2 separate regions of the Homo sapiens genome follow, and region 1 is linked to region 2. Evidence: read pairs that join two places in POLR2A ChIA-PET (ENCODE). Cell type or tissue: CD4-positive, alpha-beta T cell. All regions are shown on one strand. Each heading gives the region's core, and the rest is flanking DNA. Links, peaks and the distances in the headings are about the cores only.

Region 1 (10,148 bases), core at 1,333-9,332, 400 kb after region 2:
CAACCCTAATTAAGCAAAGGTAATTAAACAGTGTGATATTTGCATGAAAATGGACATATAGGCCATAAGATAGAATCGAGCGTTCAGAAACAGACTCACACATAGATGGCTACGTAATTAACAATAAAGTTACCTGAGCAAGTTAGTAGAGAAGAGGATGGTCTTGTCAAAAAACGATGCCAAATTGGATATCCATGTGGAAAAAAATGCAACTTGGTCCCTACCTCAAATTATGCACAAATTTTAATTCAAGATGACCTATATTAATGTAAAAGGTAAAATAATAAAGCTTCTAGAAAAAAATATAATATCTTCATGATATTGAGATAGGCAAAGATTTATTAAACAGGACACAAAAATCGTTAACCCAAAGATTAATGATTAAGATTGACACATTAGACTTGATCAAAATTAATAACTTCTGGCTGGGCACAGTGGCTCATGCCTGTAATCCCCACAGTTTGGAAGGCTGAGGTGGGTGGATCACCTGAGGTCAGGAGTTCGAGACCAGCCTGGCCAACATAGTGAAACCTCATCTCTACTAAAAATACAAAAATTAGCTGGGCATGGTGGCAGGCACCTATAATCCCAGCTACTCAGGAGGCTGAGGCAGGAGAATCACTTGAATCCGGGAGGCGGAGATTGCAGTGAGACAAGATCGTGCCACTGCACTCCAGCCTGGGCAACAAGAGCAAAACTCTGTCTCAAAAAATAAATAAATACATAAAAATAAAAACAAAATTAAGAACTTCTGTTTATCAAGAGAAACCAATGAGTGCATGAAAATGCAAGCTGCAGACTGGGAGGAAATGTTTACATTCTGTATATTCAATAAAGGATTCCTATCCAGAATATAAAGAAACTTTACAAATCAGTAAGAAAAAACAGACTGATTAAAAATGGGCAAAAGACTTAAACAGGCACTTAATGAAAGATGATATCAAATGACCAGAAAGTATGATAAATGGAGCTGAATATCATTAGCCATATTTTTATTGTATTGTATTGTATTGTATTGTATTGTATTGTATTGTATTGTATTGTATTGTATTGTATTTTTTTGAGACAGAGTCTCACTCTGTTGCCCAGGCTGGAGTGCCACTGTGCCCGGCCCATATCTTTTAACAAAAGGAACTTAAAACCACAATGAGACACTGCTCAAAAAGGCTAAAAAAGTACTCAGTCATATAGCCAACTAGAATGGCTAAAATGAAAATGACACCACCAGTGTTGGTGAGGATGTAAAGAAAATTCTCATAGAGTGTTGTAAATTGGTAGACTTTTTGGCCTACACTGCAATTCCGCTCCTGAATATATACCCAACAGAAACTGGGGGGAGGGGGTAGTCACCAAAAGACATGGACAAAGAAACCCATAGCAGCTCTGTGTAAATAAATTGTGGTTTATCCCTGCAAGGGAATACTACACCACAATAAAAATCAATGGACTCCTCCTATACCCAATACCATGGAGGAATCTCACACACATAATATTGAACAAAAGAAGCCAGATACTGAAGAACACACACTACATAATTCCATTTATGGGAAGTTCAAGAGGAAGCAAAAGGGTGACAGGAGTCAGGATGCCTCTAGAGGGCTGTGCACTGGCAGGGAAAGGCATGGGAGACTCTTTTGGATGCTGGAAATGTCCAATATCTGGGAGGTGAGTACATAGGTCTATACAAATATAAACATTCCTTAAGCTATACACGTAAAAGATGTATGCACTTCACTGTATGTATGTTAAACCTCACTTTTTAAAAAATGGGCCGGGCGTGGTGGCTCACGCCTGTAATCCCAGCACTTTGGGAGGCCAAGGCAGGCAGATCACGAGGTCAGGAGATCGAGACCATTCTGGCCAACATGGTGAAACCCTGTCTCCACTAAAAATAAAAAAATTAGCTGGGTGTGGTGGCACATGCCTGCAATCCCAGCTACTCAGGAGGCTGAGGCAGGAGAATCGCTTGAACCAGGGAGTCAGAGGTTGCAGTGAGCTGAGATTGTGCCACCGCACTCCAGCCTGGCAACAGAGCAAGACTCTGTCTCAAAAAAAAAAAAAAAAGGAAAAGAAAAAAAGACCAGCCTGGGCAATATGCTGAAATCCATCTCTACAAAAAATTTTTTTTAAATTAGGCAGTCGTGGTGGTGCACGCCTGTAGTCCCAGCTACTCAGGAGGCTGAGGTGGGAGGATGGTTTGAGCCCGGGAAGTTGAGGCTGCAGTGAGCCATGCTCCCGCTGAAGTAGAAGGTGGGACTCAACTCTGAAGGTGGGGCTTAGACATGTGACTAATTGAGGACTAACAAGGAGAGGGGATGGCAGAAGGAGCTTTCCATAAGACACAGTCACCTGTGTGCCATGTTAGTTTACCATTGCCATGGCAACACCCAGAAGCTACTGCCCCTTTCCATGGCAACGACCAGACAACCCAGAAGTTGACACCCTTATCCTACAAATTTCTGTGTGAACCACCCCTCAATGTACATATAATTAAAAGTGGGTATAATGTGAGTGCAGACCTGCCTCTGACTGCTGCTCTGGGCACACTGCCTATGGGGTAGCCCTGCTCTGCAAGGGGCAGAACCTCTGCTGCTGCTGTGTACTGCCACTTCAATCAAAACTGCTGTCTAACACCACCGGCTCACCCTCGAACTCTTTCCTGGATAAAACCAAAACCCTTCCTGGGCTAAGCCCCAATTTGGGGGCTCACCTGCCCTGCATCATTGCTACTGCACTCCAGCCTGGATGAAAGAGCAAGATGCTGTCTCAGGCCCAGTGTGGTGGCTGACACCTGTAATCTCAGCACTTTGGGAGGCCAAGGCGGGTGGATCACTTGAGGTCAGGAGTTCAAGACCAGCCTGGCCAACATGGCAAAACCTTGTCTCTACTAATAATACAAAAATTAGTCAGGCATGGTGGCACGTGCCTGTAATACCAGCTACTTGGAAGGCTGAAGTAGAAGAATCACTTGAACCCGGGAAGCAGAGGTTGCAGTGAGCTGAGATCGTGCCACTCCACTCCAGCCTGGGTGACAGAGCGAGACTCCGTCTCAAAAAAAAAAAAAAAAAAAAAGATGCTGTCTCAGCAAAAACGCTAAAGCTAAGACCCAAGTATAGAAATCACCTTTTAAAGAAATTTCGTAGCAAAAACAAACAAAGAAAAACAAACAAAAAACTTTCTATGAGGTTGAACAAGTGTTTTCTTAGCTTCCTGCATGCACTCTTGTGGGAGAACAGCTCTGTCCTGGCCTCTGCGTGTGTGCAACCCAGGTCACATGGGCTGGGTTTGAAACACAGCTGGCCTGAATCTTGGCTGGATGTCTTGGGGTCCTCCTGGACCATGAGAACTTGGGGGGCTTGTGAGGAGCTGCGACAAGACTGTTTCTCATTGGCTTCCCTCTCTACCAAGGAGGTTGTCATGAGACTCTGGATGTCTGGTTTCTCCCAGATTCAGAGGAGGTATGAGACTTTCTGCCTGGTCTCCCCACCCCTTGGGGTATAGCCAGAGGACCTGAAACCTCTTAGCTGCAGTCTCAATGGGCTCCTGCGCAGTGGAATACCCTGGCGTCTGTGCCATTGCCCTGCACAAGGGCCATGGGGAGCTGGCACCTGCAGCTGCTCTTCCCTTCAGTCTCTAAGCAAGCAGTAAACCAAGGCCAAAGAGGACTATTTGCCCCTGTACTGCTGGTTCTGCCAGCCACTGGCCTCACCTTGCCTCATGCTTGACAGTTTGTTTTGTTTTTTTTTTTCTGAGACGGAGTTTCACTCTTTTGCCCAGGCTGGAGTGTAGTGGCGTGATCTTGGCCCACTGCAATCTCAGCCTTCCAGTTTCAAGCAATTCTCCTGCCTCAGCCTCCCAAGTAGTTGGGATTAGAGGCACCCGCCACCACACCGGACTAATTTTTGTATTTTTAGTAGAGACAGGGTTTCGCCATGTTGGCCAGGCTGGTCTCAAACTCCTAACCTTAAGTGATCCGCCCGCCTCGGCCTCCCAAAGTGCTGGGATTACAGGCGTGAGCCGCCGCGCACGGCCGTGCTTAACAGTTGTTATGCATGAAGTGGATTGTTCATATTCCAAAAGAAAAGGAGAGGTTAAGCCAGGCGACTGGCATTGGCTATGTGCTAACTGCGTACTGAACACTGCGGCAAGCATATACATGTCACTGAGTTTACTTGTCACAGATTTGCCTTTAGTTATCTTGGATTGTGATCACTGGCCATCTCCATACTGCTTCACTCGCTTCGTTATCATCACTGCTGATTTTGGGGTCACGGCCTGCCATCCAGCTGGACAGAACACCCAGGCCATGTCCTTAGAAACTGGCCCTTCGGTGTCTGCAGGATGCCAGCCAGCACAGTTCTCAGAAGGAGACGGTGATCATTGTCCCTTCGAGGCTCCTTTCTCCATGAATGGAGGGAAGTGCAGAACCGGTCCGAATGGGCAGGATGGTGTCTGGAGTTTTGTTACCGAAACAGACAGGACTATTTTTCACCATAGGCTGAAGGGGAGGAGGATGGTGGACGGTGACCAAGCATCACCGAGCCCTTACTAGGTCTCGGGTACCATGCTAGGCACTTCCACCGGTGCTGCCACCATATCCGTCTCAGAGAGGCTCAACAGCTCGCCCCCACCATGCAGCTTGTCAGTAGCAGAACTGGACTCCAATCCAGGCCATTCTGGCTCCCCGGTCCGAGTTCTTCCCACCACTGTGCTTTGGCCAGAAATGTGCATCACTATTGTTAGAGCCGGTTGCCACGGAAACGGTGTCTCTGCCCTGCATCAGGCTGGCCACAGTCACCTCCCGCTCAGGAAGCAGCCCACAGACCCACCGAGTCAGGCACCAGCCAACGGGCGGGCCTGGCCTCTGTCCACCTCTGTCCACAACTGTGCTGTTTCTGGCTCTGAGGGCCCCTGAGACCGGGAAAAACAACAGCAAGTCCCCGTGGGGTCCTGACCAGATGAAGTCTCCCACTTTGCCTCGTCTGTCACCAGCCACAGCTACGCGGCGGGCGCACCATCATGCAGCAGCCACCCTTCCTGTTTTCCTCCTTCCCCAGAGAAGGATTGCTTCTTTTTTCTTTCTTCCATGCCCCTGTATTCTAATGGTAGCTCTCTCCCCGAGTGGTTGACAAGCACAACTGTGGCTGATGATATAATATGACTAATAATGGGGAAGCGGTGTGAATACCCAGAGGCCAAAGAGAAAATAAAACAGCGATGACAGTCGCTGCTACATTTACGGTATTTCTTTCCACCGAGGCCTGCGGGCTAGCCGCTGCTGGGGCGGGGGCCGGTCACGAGGAGTTGCTAGCAATAGGCTGCGTCCTGTTGTTGCACGAATGATCTCAACTCCTGCTCTGGGACAGGGGTTTGCTCGCTCATCAAATTACAGCAGGCTTGTGTCAGCTCCAGCTGGTAGCTGGGCAGCATTTGCACTCTGGGTGCCTCCTGGGAGAAGCCTGGAGCGCAACTCACTTCAGTAGGAAGGGAGGTAAATGAAAACCTGGAAGCTGCGACAGGAGCCCTCTACTGAGAAAAAGAAACTGCAGAAATCGGCCTAGGGCAACTCTCCGTAAGACAGAAGTTTTACAATGTTCATTTTCAGGTGATTTCTTTTTTCTTTTTTTTTTTTTTTTTTGAGACAGAGTCTTGTTCTGTTGCCCAGGCTGGCGTGCAGTGGCGTGATCTCGGCTCACTGCAACCTCCGCCTCCTGGGTTCAAGCGATTCTCCTGCCTCAGCCTCCTGAGTAGCTGGGACTACAGGCGCCCGCCACCACGCCCAGCTAATTTTTGTTTTAGTGGAGACTGGGTTTCACCATGTTGGCCAGGCTGGTCTCGAACTCCTGACCTCAGGTGATCCTCCTACCTCGGCCTCCTAAAGTGCTAGGATTACAGGCATAAGCCACCTCATTCAGCCTTTTTTAAAAATTTATTTTTATTTATTAAACATTTTTCAAAGTGGTAAAATATACATAAGATAAAATTGACCATTTTAATCATCTTTGAGCGTATAATTTTCAGCAGCACTAAGTTCATTCATATCGTGGTACAGCCTTCACCACCATTCACCTCCATAACTTTTCTCATTTTCCCTAAGTCCCCATTAAATACCAGCTCTCTGTCCCCCTCGCCCCAGGCCCTGGCACCCACCATTCTATGAATGCTTCCTGTCTCTACGAATTTGACTCCTCTAGATTCCTCATCTGAGTGGAATCATACAGTATTCGTCCTTTTGTGACTGCGACTCTTATTTCACTGAGCACAATGTCCTCAAGATTTATCCATCTTGTGGTCTGTGTCCGAATTTCCTTCCTTTTTAGGGCTGAATGATATTCCATTGTATGAACAGACCACATTTTGGGTTTGTTTGTTTTTCTTTTTTTGAAACGGAGTCTCACTCTGTCACCCAGGCTGGAGTGCAATGGCGCGATCTCGGCTTATTGCAGCCTCTGCCTCCCGGGATTCAAGTGATTCTCCTGCCTCAGCCTCCCAAGTAGCTGGAATTACAGGTGCATACCACCACACCTGGCTAATTTTTATATTTTTAGTAGAGATGGGGTTTCACCATGTTGCCCAGGCTGGTCTTGAACTCCTGACCTCAAGTGATCTGCCTGCCTCGGCCTCCCAAAGTGCCGGGATTACAGGCAAGAGCCACCATGCCGGGCCTGGTTTTCTGTTTTTTTGAAATAGGGTCTTGCTCTGTTGCCCAGGCTGGAGTGCAGCTGCGTGATCTCAGCTCACTGCAACCTCCCACCCCCCAGGCTCAAGTGGTCCTCCCATCTCAGCCTTCTGAGTAGCTGGGACTATAGGCATGCACCACCACATCCAGCTAATTTTTTTTTCTTTTTTGGTTGATATAGGATTTTGCCATGTTGCCCAGGCTGGGCTCAAACCCCTGGGCTCAAAAAATCTGCCATCCTTGGCCTCCCACAATGCTGGGATTACAGCCATGAGCCACTGCACCTGGCCATAGATCACATTTCGTTTATCCGTTTGTCCATTGGTGAACAATTGGGTTGCTTCCGCCTTTTGGCTATCGTGTAGGGTGATTTCTATTATGATACTCTTTACCTTTTACAAAATTATTTGTATACTAAAAGCATAGGTTGCTTTTATTCACGTTAGTGAAGTTAAATAATGGCCAACTTCATTGGACCCTGCTTCTAGAATTCATTTCTCTTATGAAATTGAAACGAGCTTTGTCTTAAACAGTTTGGTGCATTGAGAGAAAATTAAGAAAACACAAATGATGAAAACAAAACGTAGTTCAGTAAATTTGCAATAAACAATGAAAGAAACTTGCTTTTACTGGGCCTGAAAGACCCCGTGCCAGCCTTCACGTTATCCTGCTGGTAAGTCCCGTAACCACCACTGTGTCTCATTCATCACTGTATCTCTGGGCCTAGCCCTGTACCTGAGTTATAGGAGACATGCCGAAAAATTTTTATTTTTTTAAAAAAGGAGAGTGAGGTGACATTTACTGAGAACTCACAAAGGCACGTGCCTGGGAAAGGAAGAGAAGAACTGGAACAGATATTTTCTGAGCTCCTCTTCCGGACCAGGCACCGTGCCCACGTTTTGTAGTCACCATCTTGCTTCATACTCCCCAAACTCCTGCAAGGTAGTAATTATTAGGCTCACTTTTCAGATGAGAGAACTGATACAGATGAAAAAACTCTCTGGGAGGATCTTGAAAGAGTTGGTAAAAAGTGCTAGATATTGGGTTTGGTCCTACCAGGAGTAAGCGAGGAAAGGGCTCTTTTCCCCGGGGAGTTAATATCAGACTTGCCCCCTCCAGAATATTGGGAATGGTCTCCTCGGCTAAATTGATTTAGTGTGTTCATGCCAAGCCCTTCCTAGGCCTTGTGTCCATGCCTGGTTATTGTTGTGTGTTGTTTTAATTTCATGCATATTTTATTTTTTAATTTTATTTCATGCATACAGGCATTTGCACATAATAAATGGTCAATAGAGATTCACCAAGTTGAACTGAATGTTGTTTGCAAGGAGGAAGGATTGGTTCCACAGTGTCAAAGTTTATCGAGACCTTAAACCAAAGGTAGCCTCTTCTTTCTGCTTGTCATGGAAAGAGCACAGGAGGCCGGAGGGTAAGAAACAGCTTGGCCGTGTCCTACTCTGGGGGAGTTTCTTCGTTTCTGAGGCTCACATTTGTCCTCTGCAAAATGGTAGTAATGATCTCAACCTGGCAGTGTTGTTTGGGGCTGGTGAAGGCCAAGTTGCTGCTGTTTCTCTAACGAAGGTCATCCCTGTCCAGTTAGAAATGTCCTTTCTTTTTCTTTCTTTTTTTTCTTTTTTCTTTTTTTTTTTGAGATGGGGTCTCACTCTGTCACCCAGGCTGGAGTGCAGTAGCATGATCTCGGCTAACTACAACCTCTGCCTCCCAGGTTCAAGTGATTCTCCTGCCTCAGCCTCCTGAGTAGTTGGGACTACAGGCATGTGCCACCACGCCTGGCTAATTCTTGTATTTTTAGCGGAGGTGAGGTTTCACCATGTTGGCCAGGCTGGTCTCGAACTCCTGACCTCAGGTGATCCGCCCGCCTCGGCCTCCCAAAATGCTGGGATTACAGGAGTGAGCCACAGCGCCCGGCCAAAAGTGTCCTTTCTTTTTAATGTCTATTAGAAACAGGCTGTGCTTCTACCTCTGAGCTCCGCATGCCTCTTTCCTCTCACCCCTACCCCACTCCTACCGTGCCTCTCACTGAACACCCAAGGTACCCATTCTCCAGGGCATTAGCCCACCAAGCTGGGCCTCACATCCAGCTGCAAAGATCACCCAAAGCTCTCTGTGCCATGATGAGCTGGCATTGGTCTCACTGTCGTATGACAAACAGGAAAGCTAGCAGGAAAGCCACAGACCGACCTAGTAAGCTTTCTCATGTTACCCTAGGTTAGTCATCGCTGCCAAGTTTTTGTGGCACAGAAAGAAAAAAATAAGCCCCCTCTTAAGCCCATGGAACTGAAGAAGACTGGAATGTGGAGAATGCCCAGTCCTCCTAAATCCCAATTGGAATAATCATGCTGGAATAGATTTCTTCTTGTTCACTCAAAACACTAAGGTTCTCAACAGCAAGTCACCATCACCACAGGCCAGAGCGGATTCACCCGACCTCAGCGCCGTTAGCATTCGGTCCTGGGATGCCAAAGGCTTTCTCTGCTGGGATCTGAGTTTGGGGGTTGAGGTGCTCAAGTTTCCAGGGCGATGCTTCTGGAGGGGTTTTACCAGTTTCTAATACCGAAGGCTCAGGGGAAGCAGTTTCAACTGGGGGCCTCTCTAATCTAGGGAGACAATGGAGAAATAGTTTCTTGTGTGCAAAGCCACTCTTCACACTGGGACGGGCTCTGCTCCCTAGAGCAAGAATTAAACACCTGCTGTGTATGCACAGGAAAGGATGTTCAAGAGAGTGCTTTCTGGGGAATCTGGAGATTTCTTCTCAGATCTGTCTGACTTTTCCTGCAAGAAATGCAGAAAAGGCTGTTGCCTTTTAGGAATGATCAGGAGCACCGTCTACTCCACCGGCTGACTTGAATAACTCACCCTCAAAGGTGCAGGAACCAGGACAAGGTGACCAGGGTGTGGGACTCAGAGAGCTACAGTCTCACGTGACGATGAAACGTCAGGTTCAAAGTGGCTGGCTCATGTCGCTGTCATATTTGGCTCTGCTAACTGCGTAGATTTCCCCATGTAGGATGTTAGGACTTGACTGTTTCCCAAAGTGGCTGGCTCATGTCGCTGTCATATTTGGCTCTGCTAACTGCGTAGATTTCCCCATGTAGGATGTTAGGACTTGACTGTTTCCCAAAGTGGCTGGCTCATGTCGCTGTCATATTTGGCTCTGCTAACTGCGTAGATTTCCCCATGTAGGATGTTAGGACTTGACTTTCCCACCGAGGACCTTAGAAGGGGCGTTCAATGGCCATTTCTGCTGCGACATTTCAGTAGCTTCTGGGTCCCACCCTCCAGGCAACCTCTTCTTCCTCAGCCTGGTTCTGTGACCTTGTGCCCCCTGCCACTCCTCCATTCTTAGCTCCACATGGGGCACCCACATCTTCCCCCTCCCAGAGCCCCCTCCCCAACTTCCCACCCCTGTCTGTCCCGCTTTTTTTTTTTTTTTTTTTTTGAGACAGAG
Region 2 (10,148 bases), core at 1,524-9,523:
CTCAAGGCAAAGTGGGCCACATTAATTCATTAAACAAATATTTATTGAGCTCCTCTGTGCCTCAGGCCTGTGGTAACAACATACAGTCTGTCCTAGCTCTCATTTCCTTTCCAGTAGAGTGCAGGAGATAGACATTAAAGAAGAAACTATACAAACAAGTTTATAATTGATGTAGTTGTAGAAAATACTTATAAATGTGTTTGACAAGGGGTCCTAACCTGGTCAGGGTCATTGGAAAGACTTCCCTAAGGGGGTGATTCTTAAGCCAAGTCTAGCATAATGAGACAAATTTGGGGAGGAGAATAGTGAGGGCAACTGTCTGGACAGGGAAAGTGGCAGTGTGAAAGCTCTGATGAACTCTGAGATGGTTCAGTTGTCTACCCTGCCACACCTGTCATTCCTGGAGTGCTCTGGCCCTGGATGGTTTTCCCTGATTCCACTCCTGATTCCAAAGCTGCTATGATATATTAGCTACAATACCCAGTTTTCAACTGAAAATTACCAGATGAAGAAACAGGAAAACGTGTTTCATAAAGGAAGCTAACAGTTGTAATCTCTGGGCCCAGAATTTAGATTTAGCAGTTACAGACTTCAAAGTATCTGTTATATATATGTTTGAAGAATTAAAGAAAAATAGGTTCATGGGAAAATATGTTCAAGGAATTAAATAAAAATATGATATCAATGAGTGAAGAGAGAATTTGCACAGACAAATGGAAACATTAGTGAGAATTATAGAGCTGAAAAGGACAATAATGAAATTTTAAAAATTCATTAGACGGGCTCCAGTTCTGGAGATGGCAGAAAAACAAAGGATCAGTAACGTGAAGACAAATCAGCAGAAAATATTTAACTCAAAGAAAAGAGGAAAATAGAATTGGAGTAAAAAGGCTGGGCACGGTGGCTCATGCCTATAATCCCAGCACTTTGGGAGGCGGAGGCGGGTAGGTCACCTGAAGTCAGAAGTTTGAGACCAGCCTGGCCAATATGCCAAAACCCCGTCTCTACTAAAAATACAAAAATGAGCCAGATGTGGTGGCAGGTGCCTGTAATCCCAGCTACTTGGGAGGCTGACGCAGGAGAATTACTTGAACTCAGGAGATGGAGGTTGCAGTGAGCCAAGATTGTGCCATTGCACTTCAGCCTGGGTGACAGAGTGAGACTCTGCCTCAAAAAAAAAAAAAAAAAAATGGAGAAAAAAGAAGAGAATGGCGGTGTCCTCTTGGACAGTACCAAGCATCACAAATACATGTAATTGGAGTCCCAGAAGGAGAGGAGAGAGACATAGAGGCAGAATAAATTTGAGTAAATAATGGTTGAAAACTTCTCAGTATTAATGGAAAGGATTAACTTGCAGATCCAAAAAGCTCAACAAACCCCAAGCAGAGTAAACGCAAGTAAAATCACTCCTAGGCAAATCACAGTCAAATTTCTAAAAGTCAAAGGCTAAGGAAAATTTTTGAAAGGTTTGGAAGAAAAAAATGAAGTGTCCAATAAAGGGGAATTATATGACACAACAGCGAGTAGCTTCTTTAAAAAGAGGGAGTGCAAATCCAGAGGCTGCCTCATTTATCTAATCAGAGGCCCAAGAGTAGACATTAGTGAGAAGGAAAGATAATTAATATTTAGTGATACATTAAACAGGAATCCCCTAGAACTGAAGGAAGAGGTGAGTCCTCAGATTGGAAGTGCTCAGTGAATGCCAAGTAGGACAAATGAAAGAACACAAATTAAAATCTCAACATTCCACTAGAAGGTACCTCATAATGGAATTTCAGAACATCTAGGATAGAGAGAAAAAAATCTAAAGCTACGAGTAAAAAAAAAAAATCCATAAATCTACTAATAAATAAAAGCTACTGGTTCTAGAGAAAATTCATCAGATTGACATCAGATCCTCATCAGTCATAAGCAGTGTTCCTATTTACCAGCAATTGCAAGTTAGAAGATGTAACAAAACTTAAATCTCCCATTTATGGTAGGGCTAAAACATACAAGAAACCTGACACTAAACCTCTCAAGGACAAAAGAGAGAGATGGGATTTCTGTGACAAGCTGCTTCTGTAATTCATATGGGAATGGAAATGTCCAAGAATAGTCGGGACTATTTGGAAGCAGAAGAAGAAGATGGTGAGAACTTGCCCTGCTAGATTATAAGATGTATACAGGAATTAGGCCGGGCGCGGTGGCTCTGCCTGTAATCCCAGCACTTTGGGAGGCCAAGGCAGATCACCTGAGGTCAGGAGTTTGAGAGACCACCCTTGCCAACATGGTGAAACCCCGTCTCTACTAAAAATACAAAAATTAGCCGGGCATGGTGGCAGGCACCTGTAATCCCAGCTACTCAGGAGGCTGCGGCAGGAGAATCACTAGAACCCGGGAGGCAGAGGTTGTACTGAGCCAAGATCATACCACTGCACTCCAGCCTGGTTGATTTCATTTCCAAAAAAAAAAAAACAAAAGCAAACAAACAAACAAACAAATGCATAAGAAAAGCAATACTTTTTTCTTTTTCTTTTTTCTTTTTTTTTGAGACGGAGTCACACTCTGTTGCCCGGCTGGAGTGCAGTGGCACAATCTCAGCTCACTGCAACATCTGCCTCCCGGGTTCCAGCAATTCTCCTGCCTCAGCCTCCTGAGTAGCTGGGATTACAGGTGCCTACCACCACGCCTGGCTAATTTTTGTATTTTTAGTAGAGACAGGGTTTCACCTTGTTGGCCAGGCTGGTCTCAAACTCCTGACTTCAAGTTATCCGCCCGCCTCGGCCTCCCAAAGTGCTGGGATTACAGGCATGAGCCACCGCACTCAGCCGAAAAGCAATACTTTAAGTCAACTTGCAAAAAAAAATTGAGTGTGTTTCTATATGGGTTGCAAAGATGTCTTAAACAAGATACAGAAAGCACAAATCACAGATGAAACCATTGGTTAATGATAACATCACTTCAGGACAAAAGACAACAAAGTGAAAAGACAAGTGACATAGAGCAAAAAAATGTCATAGACTTGGAAATGGGCTTAAGGCGGGTGTCCTTTCAGTGGTGTGCTAAGTGGCATCTGTCTAGTGACCCCGCTGGGAATGATCTCATTCGATGGGGTCCTTCTTCAACTGCTATGCTATGGACTCAGCTATTTTACAACTCTGTCAGGGGAGAAATTAACTTATAGAAAACCAATTATAAGGCCAATGATCCTGCCCATAGAATGCAAATGAATTTTGCTCCATAGAGACTGAACTGAATTCTGTCCCATGGAAAAGATAATCCCAAACAGTACACTTTATTGCTCTCTATGATATTAAGCACTTTGCACCAATAAGCAAAGCTGTTTCAGCTTTCCTTGTTGCCTACACATCTGTCTTTCCAATTCTCCTTTGAACTGGTTTTAACCTTACTGGTTCCCTTATTAACGAGTTAAATAAAATCTTAGGTGTGTTCAATTTGTATTTGCATGAGAACCATGATTTTGCCTCTAAACATTAATCTTTATCTATAAGAATTTGAATTCATAATATATGTAAGAACAAAAGGAGCTCCTATACATTAACAAAAAGACAAAAATCCAATTAAACACGAATGAAGTTTTTATGCAGAGAAGAAATAACCTCATTAGTAATCAGAGAAAGTAAAATTAAAACAACAGCTTCTCATTTTTCACTCACAGCAGGTTTCAGCTGCTCTGAAGTTGTGGCCGTTGTCAGGATAGGGCCTGGGAACTGGGGAGGGGCTGGTCAGGGCAGACTTATCTGTGAGGTCTGAATATCTTTAAAAAGAAAGATCCTCTGGGCTCCTGGGGGCGGGGTATAGGGCCGCAGGGGACATTGGCAGTCGCCCAGGTGAGAGGACTCAGATCTGGGTACATTTTATTGTAGCAGAGATACTGCACAGGGGGAGTCCAGATGGCTTGGGGCATCTGGGGTTCTGGCAGTGACATCCCTGGGGGCTGACATCTGCCTCTGCCCTGAGGCCTGCAGAAGGAGTCCAGTCTTCTCATGCCAACTAGCGAGACAGAGGTCGGAAGTCACGAGCAGCCCCCCTCCAGAAGTGGCCGGTGCCCTGGTTCAGCTCCAAGAAGCCCTCATGGGTTGGGACATTGCGGGAGGCACTCTTGATGTCAGCAGGGTGACCCGGTGGAGATGTGGGGCTGCTGCAGGTGGCTGGGGGTGGAGGTCCTGCCGCTGTGTGGACATAGACTCGCCAGAGACCGCGGAGGTGCGTGCCTGTCTCCTGGCCCAGGCCTACTGCTGCTGGCACGGTCCTCTCCACCCAGCCCTCCTTCTCTGGGCAGCTGGCCTCGGAAATATTGGAAGGGATAGCCGTGCGCGGTGGCTCACGCCTGTAATCCCAGCACTTTGGGAGGCTGAGGCTGGTGGTTCACTTGAGATCAAGAGTTAGAGACCAGCTTGACCAACATGCTGAAACCCCGTCTCTACTGAAAATACAACATTCGCCGGGCGTGGTGGCACACGCCTGTAATCCCAGCTACTTGGGAGGCTGAGGCAGGAGAATCGCTTGAACCGGGGAGACGGAGGTTGCGGTGAGCCGAGATCGCGCCACTGCACTCCAGCCTGGGCGACAAGAGCGAAACTGTCTCAATAAATAAATAAATAAATAAATAAAAATACAAGAAAGGAAAAAGAAATATTGGAGGGGACTTGGGGTCCAGGGCTGGGCAGGGCTGAAGGCGTAAACATGTGAGAGTCTGGAGCCGGATGAGGTCACGAGAAGACAGGCGGGACAGGGACAGCGCCGTGGGTGCCACTCGAGACACAGGGTGGGCGGGGCCGGCCAGGCCTGGAGCTGGCTGCCACCGGCTGCGGCAGGAGGGAGCTGGCTGCCGCCATTTCAGTGGAGGGTGGCGACAACCCCAGTCTGGAGGGGGCTGAGACCTGTGCTGGGGGCCGCCCGGGGTAGATCCTGTCTTGAAGGTCTGGCGGTGGGAGGGAGGGAAGGTGGCCGCGGGTGGAGGTGGGCGTGGCGCCAAGGGCGGTGTTCCCTGAAGAGCGAGAGTCGGAGCCCGCCGGCTGCCGCAGGGAAGGGAGCGGCGGAAGATGCGGAGATAGAGGGAGGTTCCCAGGAAGGCAGAGGGAACGGGCAGGCCCGGAGGAGCAGGCGGGAATGTGGAGGGGGGTTGGAACCGCAGCACAGAGGGTTTGGGCGCACAAAGGTGAAGGATGTCCCCCGGGAAGCCAGAGGGCACGGCAGCAACTTGCCCGGGTCCCAGGCCTGACTTTCACACACCCCCACCCTGCACCTGGACGGTGACGATCTGCTGGGCCCGGTGGCGCCTGGGAAGGCGGCCGGGGGGAGGTCCGAGTTACTGGAAAGTGCAAGTTCCAACCCAGAGCTGCGCTGAGCAGGGCCGGGCTGCTGGGGCGCCCAGGGCTGCAGGTCCTGGCGGGGCCTCTGGGAAGGCGGAGGGCGCTGACTCAGGCCCTGACTCACCAGGGGCTGCCCTGCGGGGGATCTGGGTCCGCCGAGTCCGGGGAACCTCTCAGGTCTGCCCCCCAGCGACCTTTCCTGGGAATGTTCCAGAGCGGTTCTTACTCCTTCCTGGAGGGTGGCTTCTTTCCTTCCTCCAGAGTTCAAAGCCATTTTCTGCACTTGGCCCCATGGCCTCTGAGCTCAGAGTTCACCCCTCATGGAGCTGGAAGGGACGGTTTCTAGAGAGGCCTCCATGCTTGGACCAGGATGAAAATCCTTCACCATCTTCAATGCAACAAGCTGTTCACGGACCCCCAGTGCCATTCTCTCATTCGTGTGTTCAGGCGTCCCTCATGCCCTCACTCATTTATTCAGCCCATGTGTTCACTGGGGGCCCCGTGCAGGGCTGGGGACGCTGCCATGGAGGAGGCGGAGGCACCCTTGCCCCAGAGGGAGCTCCTGTGAATTTCACTGCCAGCAGCTGGGAGGCTGGTGAGAGACTGTGGAGCCTGCGTCGGGCCAGGCCGGGGAAGGCCTCCTGGGTGATGAGGGCGGAGGTGGGTGCAGCTTGGTGGAGGCCAGGAAGCCCCGAGAGGAGGCCGCCAAGGCGTGGTGGGTTGGGGCAGGTGAGGGCAAGGGGGTGGAGATGGGCACAAGGCCTGGCTGGCACCATGGAAGGTGCAGCCACCCAGACCCCCAGAAGGAGGCTGAGTGTGGGGCCGCAGGACACCTGGGGGCCATGGGACAGGAGGGAGGCCCTGAGGCAGTGCCTGCCTGTGGGTTCCCCACCCCTACACCCCCCATCTCAGAACTCCCTCCAGGGCACACAGTCCTCAGCCGTGGTCCCTTCAGGGTTGGCCCGAAGGTCCTGGCTTCCGTGGGTCAGCCCCATCGATCCAGAGCATAAGGTCCAGCCCATTCTGCCCAACTCAGGCCAGCTCTGGTCCCTTTGAGCTGCAGAGCTCGCATAGGGTCAGGTACGCACAGGGTCCAATTGCTGCCCCTGCCTACGCCTGTGTCCTTCCCTTCGGTCCCCAGTGTTGGCTCCAGGGCAGCCCTGACATCCTGCTGGTGCAAGCTTGCCTCGGAGGCAGCTTCCGGGGGCCCATGTGGCTGCCGGGTCAGCAGAGCATGCTGCTGCCTGCCCCTGGGCTCCAGGCTGTTGGGCTGAGACCCCACAAGCTCCCCTGCAGGCAGGCCGGTGGTCCAGCCCCAAGTGGGGAAGTGGCAGCGGGAGGGGTGCTGGGAATGCCACTGCCAGGGAGCCCACAGTGACACAGACCAGGGAGCTTCTGCAGGCCTGGGAGCTGCTCTGTAGATGGCACCCCTTGCCCTGGGCCCCATCCTTATCTCCTTTCTCCTTAAAATCAGAGCCTCTCCCCTGCAGGCCAGCCCAGTGTCCCTCAGCTCTGGGTCCTTCTAGCCTCAGTGCCCCTTGGCTTCCCATGCTGCTGAATCACAGTGATTGGGATGACAGGGTCCCGCCTCCTCTGCCTCTGAGTTCCAGGACCGCAGACGCCATTGTAACCCACGCACCCGCAGAGGCCTGTCTATGAGCTCCTGTCGTGCTCTGGGTCTCCCCAGAAGCCGGCCCTGAAGCAAAGATTCATGTGAGTGGCCCCGGGAGGGAGGGCCTCGGCCAGTCCAGGGCACTCCGCTAGTGGAGTCAGCCACCGCCTGGCCCTGGGCTCTGTCTCGGGAGCCTGAGCCGGGAGGGCAGGCCTCTGAGTTGCCCCTGTGGAGGGCTTTTGTCCCCAGCCCCATCCCTCCCTGGGGGAGGACCGCCTCCCGCACTGCACTCTGGCATTCTGGGTTTGCCTGGCTTGGGGCCGAAGACAGCATCTGTCCACAGTAGCAGCAAAAATACCCTTCACACATGGGCCCAGGACTGGTCACTCTTTGGGGGTGCCCCTTGGGAGGGTGGAAGTCCCACGGGATATGTTGCTGCTGAGCCCCAGTCACTGTGGCTGGACAGAGAAACCCTATTCCTTTATCCGCTGAGATCCTGCTGTCTTCATTCTCCTGAATGGCTGGGCAAGGGAACTGGGTGCCAGAGGGCAGAACTGGGGTAGTGCCTGCCCCGGCCCTCCCAGCCTCTCCCCTCCACTCCCTGTCCCCACCGCCAGCCCCAGCTTGTTCCCCAGAGACCCAAGGGACAGGCTGTGGGGCCTGGCAACTCAGCCCCGACGGGCCCAGTCTAAACCGGTGTTCCGCCAGGGAGGCCCATTTGGCCGTCCGGTTGCCTAAACAGCCCAGCCTTTGTCCGGGGCGGTCACAGGCGCTGTTTGCTCAGTGCCCGGCTTGTTTTTCCCAGGCCAGTGAGGCAGGCAGAGGCACCGGAGCCATGGAAACAGCACAGACCACCTGTCCTGCCCCAGCTCCGCTCCCGCTCGGTTGCTTTCTCTGCCTCTGTGGACCTCCTGGTGCGCTGGCCCTATCCCAGCTGGGCCCTGGGCAGAGCAGGACTCACTGTCTTGCCCCCGCCCACCCTGGGACTTCAGCTGGGCCCAGCACAGAGAGAGCCAAGGGGTTTCTGGAGCTCTGGAGTCCCTCCACCTGCTCTCAGCACTCACCAGACGCAAGCTCTGTGGACCATGGGGACTGAGGGCTCCTTCCTCTGCCCCCCGGCACTCCTTCCCCCAGCCACTCTCCTGGGGAGGGGCCAGGGATGAGGCCAGCTCAGGGAAATACTCTCTGACCTGAGTTGCCCCAACAGGAAATAGGCTATCTTGAAAGGTGGTGAGTTCCCTGTCATGTGAGGCATGCAAGGGTAGACTCCTAGGGCTGCTATAAGGGAATCTTTATTGTATGGGAGGGGACATTAATGGATCGAGTGAGTATAGAAAGAGTTCTTTCTTTTGTTCATTCATTCACTCCATTTATTGACTGACTCATTGATTCATTCAGAAAACACCAGTGGTGTGGCATCCATCCTCTGGCCTAGGCTGGGTGCCAGGTGCAGAACATTCAACCGTGAGACTGCAGTCATGACTCCTGCTTTCATGGCAGGCAGAGTCACATGGGTAAGAGGATGTGGGGGAGACACACATGAGAATGAACAAGGCCTCCAGGAAGGTGGGGTAGGAGCCGAGAGGGATCAGAGAGATTATGAGTTTCGTGCCCTATTCCATGGGTGGAAAACTGAGGCACAGAGGGATACTCATGCCACATAGAACCTGGATAACTCCCCAGAGCTTCTGGGTCCACAGTCATCCAAGCTGCAAACGCCGCTGAGAATCCTGAGGAGGGGAGGCTCCTTCCAGGTGTTGGGAGTGGCTTGGGAGTGCTCCAGCAACCCCGCATGCCCCAAGCACTGCTTATGGGCCAGGCTGGGGTGGGGAATGCTGAGAGCACTGGGGAGAACCTGTTCTTGGGACTGACTTCCAGATTAAGACAATCTTGCTTCGAGGGGCTGTGTGGCTGGCTTTAAGCACCAGGAAGTTCTGATCTTCTCACCTGTTCTAGTTAATTAGTGCTGCATAACAAACAGCCCCAAAACAGTGACTAAAACTACAGCCACTTTATTACGCTCAGGAATTCTGTCCTGAAAGGGCACAGTAGGGACAACTCCACTCTACTCTGTGTGGTTCAGTGGCTCACCCGAGACAACTCAAATGGCTGGGGGCCGGGACACCTGCTGCTGGTGGATCCACTTCCAAGATGGCTTCTGCATTCGCATGGCTGGTGCCTGGGCTGGGCTGGCTGGAAGGCTGGAACTGTCAACCAGTGCACCCCCATGTGACTCCTCATGGAGCTTGGGCTTCCTCACAGCATGGAAGTCTCAGGTTGTTGAACTTCCTTCTTAGATGGCAACTTAGGACTCCAAGTTATAAGCCATATGGTCTTTTATGAGTGAGCCTTGGAAGTTACCCAACAACACTTCTGCCGCATTGTCTTGGCTGAAGTAGTCACAAGCCCACCTGGATTCAAGAGGAGAGGCCATAGGGCCCACGCTTCAATGGGAGAAGGACCAAGGACTTTGCAGCCATATTTAACACTGCCACACTAGCCTCCAATTTCCTCCTTTCCTCTCTGAAAATTCTGCCATCTGCCAAAGTTGGGCTTAAATTCCAAGCCAGAAAAACTTCCTGCTAATTCCTATCCCCAGTAACACTTCCTGCCCACCGCTGCATTCTTGGTTATGGTTGCTCTAATAAGTAATGGGGACAGTCATGAATGTGATGCCCCTCACTTGGCAACCATGCCCATGTGTTCACACATGTATATTCTTCTTTGGTTCTTAGAGTAATCCTGTGAGGCATTTTAGATGAGCGAGTGGGCATCTCACATGGAGTTTTGCGGGGTGAGTAGGAGTTTTCCTGACAGACAGGGTTTGAGGAAAAGTATGATGAGCTTGGGCACATGTACAGTTGGGTGGGGCTGGAGGACAGTGTCACTGACTTGAGGCAAGAGGCTTCTCTGTGGAGAAGTGCTCCACACAGTCCTCTGTTTTAGGAAGACTCCTCTGGCCCAGACAGTGTGAAGGCTGGAAGCTGGCCTGGGGGAGCTGGCACTGAGGCTCATTCATGGACCCCCACAAGTGCCTGTCTGCCTGTGCCTCCTACGTGGTTTCACGAGTCCTTTCAACCATTATCTGGGTGGGCATTGTCAACCCATTTTACAGATGAGAAAGCCGGGCTGGGCGCAGTGGCTCATGCCTGTAATCCCAGCACTTTGGGAAGCTGAGGCGGGCAGATCACTTGAGCTGAGTTTGAGACCAGTATGGG

The links. Peaks named below come from ENCODE experiments on the same cell type or tissue, not always from the same donor. Only the 100,000 strongest peaks of a DNase experiment are listed, where the experiment ranks them.
Region 1: POLR2A ChIA-PET joins it to region 2 with 12 read pairs; 2 of 35 experiments call an interaction of 5 or more read pairs at or near these places.

Annotation. Positions count from the first base shown.
Region 1 is chr22:45,607,773-45,617,920 of GRCh38, reverse strand. No RefSeq gene overlaps it. Among named protein-coding and RNA genes, the nearest start is that of LINC01589, 7.2 kb to the right of the region's middle. In CD4-positive, alpha-beta T cell, for the core only: no CTCF peak of the experiment used is centred there; DNase peaks (open chromatin) are centred at 5,280 and 8,860; H3K27ac peaks cover 920 bases.
Region 2 is chr22:46,008,914-46,019,061 of GRCh38, reverse strand. It overlaps LOC124905134 (a long non-coding RNA gene), which reads right to left and starts at 5,481. Exons shown (of 2, transcript XR_007068136.1): 1 at 5,252-5,481; 2 at 3,564-4,565. It also overlaps the pseudogene LOC730668. RefSeq lists silencers at 4,950-5,039, 5,190-5,379. In CD4-positive, alpha-beta T cell, for the core only: CTCF peaks have their summits at 5,328 and 5,533; DNase peaks (open chromatin) are centred at 4,801 and 5,431; H3K4me3 peaks cover 1,499 bases; H3K27ac peaks cover 1,052 bases; H3K27me3 peaks cover 224 bases.